Linked DNA regions of Homo sapiens: all the other regions are linked to region 2. A link is a contact called in ENCODE Hi-C or POLR2A ChIA-PET data. All regions are on one chromosome and are shown on one strand. The core of a region is the stretch at or near the end of the contact, and the rest is flanking DNA. Distances in the headings are between cores, read along the strand shown. Region 1 overlaps MIR3681HG (MIR3681 host gene). Region 2 has its middle 62 kb from the start of MIR3681HG. Region 3 overlaps MIR3681HG (MIR3681 host gene).

Region 1 (3,739 bases), core at 419-2,918, 560 kb before region 2:
CTGACTCCTGTCTTTCTTTCTGCACTGCATAGCTGGGTGTGCAGGGATTCCTGTCCTTGAGATGGGGAACTTCATGGCTTGGGGGAGATTAGTTTAGTTCACCCCATGATGAGGACACAGTGCAGGTGGGATGTCCAGGCAGAGCTGGCCTCCTACTACTGTTGGAAGAGAGTTTCCTGGAACTCAGAGGGCCCAAGGCAGAGATTTCAATGTTAAATCCCTTCAATTTTTATAAAATAATTAACATACAGGAATGGGAAAAGCACGTCACTAATAACGGAGAGAAGAGCCCTTAAGTTTGAAAGGTAGGCTCCTACTGAGGGGCCTGAGAATTTAAAGGGTAATTGTTCGATAAAAAGAGAATCATGGCTGCCATGTTATCTATTTCTATGGCATACTTATTTAAAACCGTCATCTAGAGAGCACGATTAAAGTATGTTAAACCCAAGTCATCTGTTTCCTTTTCCCTGGATTTTTGGGTGATTCTTTTGACAATTCTGGGTCCCACTGACTTAGACTTGTGGTTTTAAGCTATTATTGGTGAACCTCAAACCAGATGTTTCACGTGGGAGAGAGGCAATGTGGGAAGGCATGGTGGCATTTACATGCAGAGGCAGAAAGGTTGAATCAGCAAAGATTTCTGAGTCGTCTCATGCTCAGATATGACGTGCAGAGCAGTATCGTGGGGGCCACACCACGAATCTGGGAACCTGACTTCCAGGGCCAGCCCTGGTTCTGTCTTGCTGTTGTGTGGCTTTCAAGGGGCAAGTTACTTCCTCTACCTCAGGCCCTATGTCCTTCATTTGAAAGCTTTCTGCCAGTTGCCAATTCTCTAATTCCCTTTTCAATTCCAAGTTGTCTGATGTCAACTTTGTGTCCCATTTGCCCCCTTCCAGAATGTTCTTGCACACACCTCGGTCTGGTAACTCATTTCTTGAATTCTTTAGTTCATAGATTTGTATACATTCATCTTCTCAGCAGCAGTGCCTTCCCCTGACTTCCTGAGTCCACACATTATTCAAGCTTCAGTTACTCTTTCCCTCAGGGAGAGACTTTGGTTGACTTCTGGTCATGTTCTAATTCACCAATACAAAATTTTGATTCCTTAAGAAATCTAAATTCATTAAATATTAGGCTTATGCAGGATCCTCAGAAATCCACTAATTTTACATGGAGAGTAAATGAGGACGGCATAGACTTGACAGATAATAGAGATTCCACAATTTTTTTCAATTGTGTTGAATATATTTCTAGAACTTAATAGAAAACATCTATTTAGAATTTCCCTCCAAGACATAAGTTTTCTCTTCTTCCTAGCATTCCCTCCTTACTATTAGAGTTCATGGTAACCTTGAGAAATTAAAATGTTGCAAAGCCCATGCCCTCACCTCCACGGAGACACTGATAGGGAGGTGGTGTAAAGAATACTGGGATTAAAACTCAAGCTCTGTCTCTGACATTCATTCACTGTATGACCTTAGGAACATCAATTATCTTGTAAGGGTAAACTCTCTGTTTCCTTTTTCCTACTTCTCTGTTCAATTCCTAAGTGTGAAACCACTGGCGTATGAAGGCCCTGTGTAAATTGCAAGGAGCTGTACAAATGCAAGCTACTTTTGATAGGCAGAGAGGCCAAGTGCCTGCATGTGATGTAGTAGTTGCATGTGTGTGTAAGCAGGGGGTGTTATATATTTCACAACTGCTTGACTGAGATATAATTCACATGCCATATAATTCTTCTATTTAAAATGTATTTTTAATCAGTGAGATGTTCACTTCTGCCAAATTTATGTGGCACTAAGGCATCTTCTTTTCTTTTTATTGGCTTTATTGTATAGCTGGTTTCATCCAGGCTCATAGAAGCAAAAGCTCTGTCAGGTGACCTGGTTTGCAAGGCCCCAGCACCCCCGGCTTTCGGTATGAGTCGTCCTGATGTTCTTTTGCCTGTTCAGTCAGTGGAGGGGCAGGAAGGGGAAGGGTGGAGGAGAGTTCCCACCCTTTCCTGCCTAACAGCAGAGACCTCAAACCTGCACCAGCAAACAAAGGAGTAAGGGTTTCATGTATTTTGTGTTTCTTATTGCCTGATCCTAAACTTAAAACCATCTTTCATCTTGTTAAATTGTCAACTGTCCTTCTTTCTGTGTTTTTAAAATTATTTTAACAAGTCAAAATTGCCTGACTACTTGCAAGAGTACATCAGTAATACAAAATTACTACCAGAACAGAAAGTGGCATCAATAAATATCTGCATCCTATTCAGCTTTAGACAATGATTGTTAAAATTAACCATTGTTACTAATTTAACATGTAACTTACGACATGGAATACCTTTTCTCCCTACTAAGGCAAAAAAAAAAAAAAAGGACTCCAATTGGTCTTGACAGTACATGAGCCATTTTTATTGGAACACAGCATTATTTTTCAAAATTAATCTTGTTCATCACATCTAAAGTGGCTCCAGACCAAAACATAAGAGAGCTGCCAATTGATAGATCATTGACAGTGCTGGCTGCACTGTGACAGCTAAGACAGAGCCCCCAGGTAGCAGGGAGGTGAAAGGCCCTGTTGAGAGCTGAAGCTCAAACTTGTAGACTCTTTGTTCCTCTAACTCTCTCTAGCTTGGATTCTTCAGTCCTTTCTCAGGAGCTCAGTTTCCTCCCTAAACATTGGAAGAGAGTCAGGGTCTCTTCAATGCCCCGTGAGTTGTGGGAGGCTGCATTTCCACAATTCTAAGACCCAGCAGAACAAGAAGATGCACAGCCCCCATGTGTCTGCAGAAAAATGGGTGCCTATAGGCATGAAAAGTCAGACATGTCGAGACTTATCTCATTCCTTTCACCTAATTTTATAAATTCAAGGACATTTCCCAAGCTTTCTGCATATTCATAAAGAACACAGCAAAATTTGTCATTAAGTTTGATCGCCTCTTCTTTCAGCACCTGAGACTGTCTCCTTTCCACCCATACACCGTCAGATGTTACTTGGCATTAATGGAGTTTTGAGTCTATACCAGAAACAGATGAGGCAAGTTTGCTGTGTGGTATAAAGCTGACCCATGCTCTCTGACGTTGAGCAGCAAATGAGGACATATACATATATATGCATTTTTTCACAGTAAAGAAGCCATTTTTATATCAATTATTTCATCGGATCCATACTGCTACTTTATGAGGTTATGATATGAACGAGATAACGGAGGCTCTAAGACATTGGGCAGGCTGGGTGCGGTGGCTCATGCCTGTAATCCCAGCACTTTGGGAGGCCGAGGAGGGTGGATCACCTGAGGGCAGGAGTTGGAGACCAACCTGGACAATGTGATGAAACTCTGCCTCTACTAAAAATACAAAAAAAAAATTAGCCAGGCATGGTGGCAGGTGACTGTAATCCCATGTACTCGGGACACTGAGGCAGGAGAATTGCTTGAACCCAGGAAGCACAGGTTGTAGTGAGCCGAGATCACATGAAAAATGCACTCCCGCCTGGGCAACAGAGAGAGACTCCATCTCAAAAACCAAAAAAAAAAAAAAAAGAAAAAAGAAAAAAAAGACATTGGGCAACTAATGGAGGGGCGGCAGCAGAGCAGGGGGTGAACCAGGTGCCCTGGCTCCCGAGTCCAGCCTTCTGTCCAAAGCACCTTCTTCCTTTGGACAAATGCCAAAGCAGCTAAAATGCAGAGCAGATGGTACATAAAAAGTAAGTGCTCTGGGGGCACCAAGAAGGAAGGTGAAACCCAAAGCTT
Region 2 (4,120 bases), core at 488-2,987:
TTTCCACCAAAATTGTAAGTTTCCTGAGGCCTCCCGGGCCCTGTGGACCTGAGTCAATTAATCCTCTTTCCTTTATAAATTACCCAGTCTCGGGTATATCCTTACAGCAGCATGAGAACAGACTAATACCTACCCTAGTTATCCCACAAAATCATTGAGTAGGTGTCATATGAGTATTGGTTATCATGATTGTCATAATGAGACAATTTGGCGAGATGAGGAAATGAAAAATATTAGGAAAACCAATCATTGCAATGGGGAAATAAAAACAAAACCAAATGTATGAGTTTCTCCCTACCTCATCTGCTGTTCTGGCCTTTTCAACAATTCGAAGGACCTACCTGCTAAAGCCCATCTTGGTTTCCTGATGGAAGTGATGCTGTGAGAGATCCACAGAATGTCATAGATAAGAATACTGCTAACTAATGGGGAAATGCCAGCAGACCATGCACTCTCCCCTAAGCAGTCCCAGAAACACAGAATTTCCTGAACCCAAGCCTTCCTCCATCCACCCAGGAAGGTGAGGGGTTTGGGGACACCATTCCTAATAAAAGCCTTATCTGTGTGCCTGACGCTAGGCTAAGATTTTCACATACATTTCCTTATTTAGTCTGTACAATTGCTCTGCAACATAGATATAATTCTCTAATATAATAGTTAAGAAATGTGAAGCCCTTTAGAAGTTAAGAAAGTTGCCTAAAAGCTCACAGTTAGAGTCAAAGCTGAGATTCAGATCTTGCTTTGAGTCAAAGTTAGTGTACTCCCATTTCCACATCATCTCCCAAGTCAAACCCGAACAAGCCACGACCAAAGGATTCCATGCTCTGCAATAAGCATTTATAATTTCACCTTCAATTCTTCCATTTATAGGGGAAAGCTTGCATGTAATTAATTTAAGGATGATTTCTCCATAAATTATACTTCAATCTAGTTCTATATTTAAATAATTAAGTTTGAAACAGAAAGACTAATGAAACTAATGGTTACCAAATTACTCGATTTTGAAAATCATTGATTTTCTCATTTGCCTGCTAAAATTAATCAATCTCATTTACATATACAGATTGCATTTGCTTTAGCTTTGAGATATTTGTTTTCCAAGTTTTTCCACCAGTTTCAAAATCCACTTTAAAAAAAACTCAGTTCTATTTCAATTATGCTTATTTGCATGGAAACCAAAGCCTTACTGCTCTAATTAATAATATTATGATTGTTCCTTTTATTTGAATACAATGTCCTTGTAACTTAAAGAATAAAGATTCAACCCAGCCAAGCAACTTTAAAAATACATATGGAAATGATCAGTATAATACAATTTCTTTTGGTAATAAGATAAATAAAAGCAAATTCTCCTGTTACAAAACACACAAAAAAATCCACTTTACAAAATACCTTTTTAGCAATTTCTACAAAACAATACTCTAAGATCTTATGACCATGTCATACTAAATGTCTATATATATGATGAGAAGGTATTTCCTGGAATGACTAGTGGGTGGGATAAGCCTAAAAGGATTTCCAAGAAATACAGAAACATAAGGATCCAATAATTTGAAAAAGGATTAAAAATATTCTAAGACTTTCAAAGTGCAAATTACCACGTACAAATTTGGTGGTTATAATAAGCCTTTTCTTTGCAATAAAATGAAAATTTAATAGAAAACGTATAGGAAGTGCAACTATTGAGTTGTGAAACTTTTGTTTCAGTTTTACTTTTCATATGCGGGCATGTAAATATGAGTGTACAGGCTGGGTACGATGGCTCAAACCTGTAATCCCAGCATTTGAGGAGGCCAACGCAGGTGGATCACTTGAGCCCAGTAGTTCAAGACCAGCCTGGGCAACATGATGAAACCCCATCTCTACAAAAAGTACAAAAATGAGCTGGGCATAGTGGCATATACTTGTAGTCCCAGCTACTCAGGAGGCTCAGGTGGGAGGATTGCTTGAGCCTGGGAAGCAGAGGTTGAAGTGAGCTGAGATCATGCCATTGCACTCCAGCCTGGGTGACAGACCAAGACCTTCTCTTAAAAAAAAAAAAAAAGAGGTTATAAGAGTGTGTGTGTGTCCTGAGTCATGAGTCATGGTCATGAAAGAAAATGTATTTGTTACTGTGGACTAAGGTCAAAAGTTTAAAAACCACTAACCCAATTGATCCATTGACCAGATGGAGTTTTGAAGGACTGATATTTTAGAGACTTCTGAAAATAATAATAGACTTTGTCATCAGACAGCTGGGTTCAACTCTCAACAAGTAACTCAATCTACCTAAATCTTGGTGTCACATTTGTAAAATGAAAATAATAGTAACACCTCACAAGTTTGTTTTGACATTAAAAAAAGATAATGTATGTGAGGTGTTTAGCACAGTGCCTGGCATATGATAATCAACAAATCTTGGCTATCATTTTCTAGAACTGCTGGAGAGCTTCTTTGTCTCTGATTAAAACATACCCCCTTCAAGGTGTATTCATTTCCTCTGAGTGACATCTGTCACCTCTTTAATGAGTTTTTTACCTTTTGTCCATGTTCAGTTGCTCCTCCAGACAGCCAAGGACCAGAGGCAGAATTCAGTGACCAACACTAAACATGAGAAAGAGCAGCCTCTCAGCAGTCCATGTGCATACTGATCCCCTGCTTAGCTTCAGACTCCATGTCAGTCGAGGTGAAGAAATAAAAAGGAGGTGAAACTGGCCCAATTGTCCCATAGAATTGATGTATGGTTTCTTTTGAATAAACACAGAAATTGAACCTTCCAGTCTTAAAACTTCAGAAGTTTACTTTTGTTTTATCGGAGTTCCTTTTTCAGGAAATCAACCATCAGTCCTGCCAAATAGTATCAAGGAACTGAAACTCACTAGATCACAGTATCTGGACAATGAGATGCCAGACCCCTCACCTGTCATAACTGCCTAATCAACCACCCACTGCCTGTTGACCAGCTCCTCTTCCTTACCTCTCACACACGGTTACATTTCTTTCTCCACTATATAAACCCCTAATTTTAGTTGTTGGGGAGACACATTTGAGACCGATTTCCCATCTCCTTGGCTGAAACACCCGATTAAAACTTTCTTCCCTGGTAATACTCATTGCCTCAGTGATTGACTTTCTGTGTAGTGAGCAACAGGACCTACACTGAACCCCTCGTGTTTCAGTAACAAAGGGTCACACATCCCTGTACCTCCATCTTATGCTACTTTTTTTTTTTTTTTTTGAGACGGTGTCTTACTCTGTCGCCCAGGCTACAGTGCAGTGGTGCAACCCTGGCTCACTGCAACCTCTGCCTCCTGGGTTCAAGCGATTCTTATGCCTCAGCCACTACAGTAGCTAGGATTATAGGTGTGCACCACCACACCTGGCCAACTTTCATATTTTTAGTAGAGACGGGGTTTCACCATGTTGGCCAGGCTGGTCTCGAACTCCTGACCTCAAGTGATCCTCCCGCCTCAGCCTCCCAAAGTGCTGGGATTATAGGCCTGAGCCACCGCACCTGGCCTATGCCACTTTCAAATAAAAATGCTAACATAACTAGGGAGATTCTGGGCCATCTTGGAATTCTTCATGACTCCTGGATCCTTTGTTTCTGTCACACTTGTCGTCTTCCGTATGGTTTACTTAGGCATAGAATGGGGAAAAGGAGATTCTAGAGAAGAAAAAAAATGCTAAGTTTAAATACTGATGAATCCTGGAATAATGAGGTTTAGGGTGGCTCAAACATGAAAAAATATATATAGGGATATGCAAGATATTCCACTGAAAATACCATATAGAGAAACATAAAGCAAGCTAAGGGTTCTGAGCTTTATAGTGTAATAAAAAACACAGGCAACAATTGCTGAGTCCTTCCTCACCACACATGATGCCCGGTGCCTTACACATATGAACTCAATTGACACTCACAACATCTATGGGGTAGGTTTTCTGGTAATCCTCAATTTTTGCATGAGATTTTTCAAGAAGCTCTTATTAAATGGTGAAGCTAGGATTCACAACTCCTGGCTATCTGACTCTGGGGTCGATACTCTTCAGGTTCTAGTGTCTTCCATGGGTCAGAGGGGGCCACCGGAAGCTTTTTTATTTATTTATTTTATTTTTTGAGACGGAGTCTTGCTCTGTC
Region 3 (3,621 bases), core at 626-3,125, 610 kb before region 2:
GAAACATGCAGAATGGTGGATGGCCTGGGACAGCCACACAGCAGCTAGCCCTTGTTGACTCATAGGTCAGGCTCTTCCGTCGTGTGGTTTAATCTTTAGGGCAAGCCTGTGAGGTAGCTCTCTGCATCATTGGTGAGGAAATGGAGACTTCCATGATTTTATTAACTTTATACAGCTTTAAGGCAAGAAACTAGGACACAAAACCACGTAAGTCTGTCTCCAAAGTCTACAACCTTTCACAGCAGTGTACTGGGACTGGTGACTGAGAGGACCACATGCAACCCCACTTATCAGGGACATGTTTTTTCCTCTCTGGAAATGACAGAACAAAGATTACAAAGGCTGAGAGATATTGGCCTGAGGAGTGGGACGTTCACTTAGCTCCTTCTTTTCTGTAAACACTTATAAATTGGACTGACATTTTTCCAAATATTCTCCTGTAAACGGCAGGTAGATCGTTTCTGCTATTGATTGTCTTATTTATAGCTAACAAAATGCATACATTAGTTAGGAGAGAGGAATGAAAATAGTCTGTCAATTACTTTTGTGCTCACAAACTATGCTAGACATTTCAAGTTCTTCATTCAAAATTCCATAGCATCTGTTTAAGATAGTAGCTACTTACTTCATCTCACAGGTGTGCCACTAAGGCTTAGAAAGGTGAAGCATCTCGCCAATGTCACATAGGTAGTAACTGGAAGAATCAAAGCTTAATCCAAAGTTGCTTGGCTGCAAACTTATTTTTGGGTTTTCAAATGTGCACTAAAAGCACTGGCTAGGCTGGTTGGGGAGAAACCGAAGAAGAGGAACTCATGTAGAACAGGGAAACTATTGGACCAGCCAAAGCTGCTTAACCTTTTCTGCTGTAATAAAATGTTCAAGGGTACCATGGCCTTAGTCAGCGGCATCTGAATCCACTCTTACGAAGCTGTGATTCTGTGACATGCTTGATAGACACTTATCTGAGTCTATCAATTAAAGCTTCAGCAAACTCTGTCCAGATGTATTTTCATCTATAGTTTTAAGACAAATTATTATTTAATGTCAGTCTTTTTTCCTGTAAATGTGTACACCATGCTAAGTGCTTTACATGCTTAGCATCGGTCAATCTTCACAACAGCTCTGTGCTGTGGCTTGTTATCCTCATCCAACAGATGTGAAAACCAAGGATCCTTCCAAGCTTGCACGGCCAATTTTGGTGGAACCACAATTAAGATGCAAGTTGGTTTAACTCTGAAACCTGTGTTTCTTCATGAAATTGTGCCACGATTTCATTAGGAGAAGCCCTCTTGCAGGCCCCTTTCGTATTTAACGAATAATCCATACTTCATGGTTTCTGCTGCTTTTCTTTTCCTGGAGGATTTTATTAAGAAATCCATTTGTCTTTGCACCCTGGGAGCTGCTTCCTCCTGCTGTCTGACTCAGGCTTTTCAGCCTATTTGCACCTCAAATCCCTCATTAGGGAATCCAGGCTGGGGAGAGTTCTAGGCACAGTTTAAAAGGTTTTGCTCCCCCCACCCTGCCCGCCCACCCCTTCCTATTTTTGCTTTTATTTTTAACTGCACTTCTTTCTGACAGGAACTCTGTTTGTCCTGACTTGAGTCTGATGTTATGAGTCACTGGGGAGATATAATATGCTGATTGCTGAACCAGGTTATTATTTTTTCTTTTTCTATGACTCATTCTCTTCAAAATCTCTAATTTATGATAAAAGTCAGTAAGATGTAAGCACAGAAAATGTTCCTAATGGGCTGTCTTATTAGGTTTGGGCCCACTTTGTCTAGTTTAACTCTTGAGATGAACAATGTAATTCAGTGTCCCCCTTAGAAAGATCTGGGGCCGGTGGGCCATGGCTCCTCCCACACCACTGCCAGGCAGGGCAATGAGCAGTGCTAGGGCTCCACTCATAGGAAGAGTTCAACCTGTGGACCCAGTTGAAAGAAGAGAAAGCTTCTGATGAGATACTACTAGTGCTGCCCACATATGTGCATCACAAGGACATAGAGCCATAAAAACCTATCCTGCTTTACAATGTTTCTAATGAAGGAACATTATAAGTCATCATCCCCTTAAAATGCCACCCCAAAATGGGGCAAACGCATATGCAAAATACAAACATAGCTCACAAGATGACAGTGTAAACTAAGAAAATCTACTCAGACGTAGAAAGAGATGGGGATTTTTTATGATCCACTTTGTTATGTAAACAAAGAGTCAGACTGTTAGACCAGGACAAGATTTTCAAGGTCTCATTCAATGCACGACCACTTTTCATAGCCCCTTGGACAGATGCAGCCAGTAATGGGGAGCTCCCTGTGTTCTCAACTATTTAACCATTTGAAGTTCATTGGTGAATAATTGAACACTTACCCTGTGCCCCGATGTCTCCTAGGAACCAGAGATGCAAATGTGATAATGATGTCTCTAAACTGCCCTGGTCTTAGGAGGACAAACTCCTGACTCTTCTTCAGCAACCCCCGCTGTGTCCCTTCTTAGCCTTGCCCAAGCCTGTTTAACCTGCGCCGGACCCACAGCATGAGGCTGAGGCAGCTTCTAAGCTGCTATAGATGTGGCCTTTAGTCCGCTGGGTTGCTCTTTTGTGTCAGCCTCTGCCTGGTGACACAGCTTGTCAGTGCCACTGCTTGGGATCTGCCGCAGTGCAGCAGCTGGAATGAATCACACGCCTCTTCCAATTTCAGTGGTCTTCTGTTGTTATGGACTGAGTTCTGTCCCCCTAAAATCCGCATGTGGAAGTAGTCGTAACCCAATGTGACTGTATTTAAAGATAGGGTCTTTAAGGAGATAATTAAGCTTATTTAATTTTTTATTCATGTAAGTTTACAGGATATAAGTGTAATTTTTTTGCATGTATAGATTACATAGTGGTCAAGTCAAGGCTTTTAGGGTACCCATTGCCTGAATAGCATACGCTGTACCATTAAGTAATTTCCCATCCTCTACCAATTTAATTAAGTTTAAATGCTGTCAAAAGAGTGGGAAGCTAATCCGATAAGACCTGTGTCCTTATTAAAAGAGGAAGAGACACCAGGAATGTGCAAACAAGGATGAAAGGTCACATAAGGACACAGTGAGAAGGTGACCATCTGCAAGCCAGGAAGAAGCCAACCCTGCTTCACCTTCATCTTCAACTTTTATCCTCTAGAACTATGAAAAGATTAATCAAGTCACTCAATTTGTGGTATTCTTTTCCAGCATCCCACGGGGGACTACCACACCTCTTTATCATCATTCTCTTGTCCAACAGAAACTCTTTTTGGGGAGATAAATGTCTTGGTCTTGGCCATCAGGCCAGGTTCCATCTTACTCCATCTAGCACCAAATGGACATCCATGTTGTTTGTCTTGATTTGGTGCAGAAGTAATGGTGGTGTTTGCATTGTGCAATTTGATCTTTGATATTGGAATACATTCTGAAACAAATGTGGTTATGTTACACATCATTCTAATGTGCATTTCTCACTTTATGTTTTTTTGCTAATGACTTATTACTTGCTGTTTATTTTATATTTATTTTAGACTATGAAAATTATGTTAGACAAAAAGCAAATTCGAGAGATTTTATTTGAGTTCAAAATGGGTTGTAAAGCATCAGAGACAACTT

What was found. A loop is a pair of places that touch in the nucleus more often than their neighbours do. ChIA-PET counts read pairs that join two places held with the same protein, here RNA polymerase II (POLR2A). Pooled maps may share reads with other maps.
Region 1: a loop to region 2 is called in a pooled map, with 7 times the contacts of the local background. The contact joins two enhancer-like sites. A Hi-C loop is called at or near these places in 5 of 37 single-sample maps with no recorded cell type and 8 of 50 pooled maps.
Region 3: a loop to region 2 is called in a pooled map, with 2.1 times the contacts of the local background. The contact joins two enhancer-like sites. A Hi-C loop is called at or near these places in 1 of 37 single-sample maps with no recorded cell type and 2 of 50 pooled maps. POLR2A ChIA-PET finds 5 or more read pairs at or near these places in 1 of 52 experiments (PC-9).

The regions. Positions count from the first base shown.
Region 1 is chr2:12,499,845-12,503,583 of GRCh38, reverse strand. All of the region lies in intron 4 of MIR3681HG (MIR3681 host gene), which reads right to left. Among named protein-coding and RNA genes, the nearest start is that of TRIB2, 220 kb to the left of the region's middle. Within about 2 kb of position 1,668, at least 9 of the 41 ENCODE cell types and tissues checked have a DNase peak (open chromatin) inside an H3K27ac peak, as active enhancers do.
Region 2 is chr2:11,943,273-11,947,392 of GRCh38, reverse strand. No RefSeq gene overlaps it. Among named protein-coding and RNA genes, the nearest start is that of MIR3681HG, 62 kb to the left of the region's middle. Within about 2 kb of position 1,737, at least 5 of the 41 ENCODE cell types and tissues checked have a DNase peak (open chromatin) inside an H3K27ac peak, as active enhancers do.
Region 3 is chr2:12,553,371-12,556,991 of GRCh38, reverse strand. All of the region lies in intron 4 of MIR3681HG (MIR3681 host gene), which reads right to left. Among named protein-coding and RNA genes, the nearest start is that of TRIB2, 160 kb to the left of the region's middle. Within about 2 kb of position 1,875, at least 5 of the 41 ENCODE cell types and tissues checked have a DNase peak (open chromatin) inside an H3K27ac peak, as active enhancers do.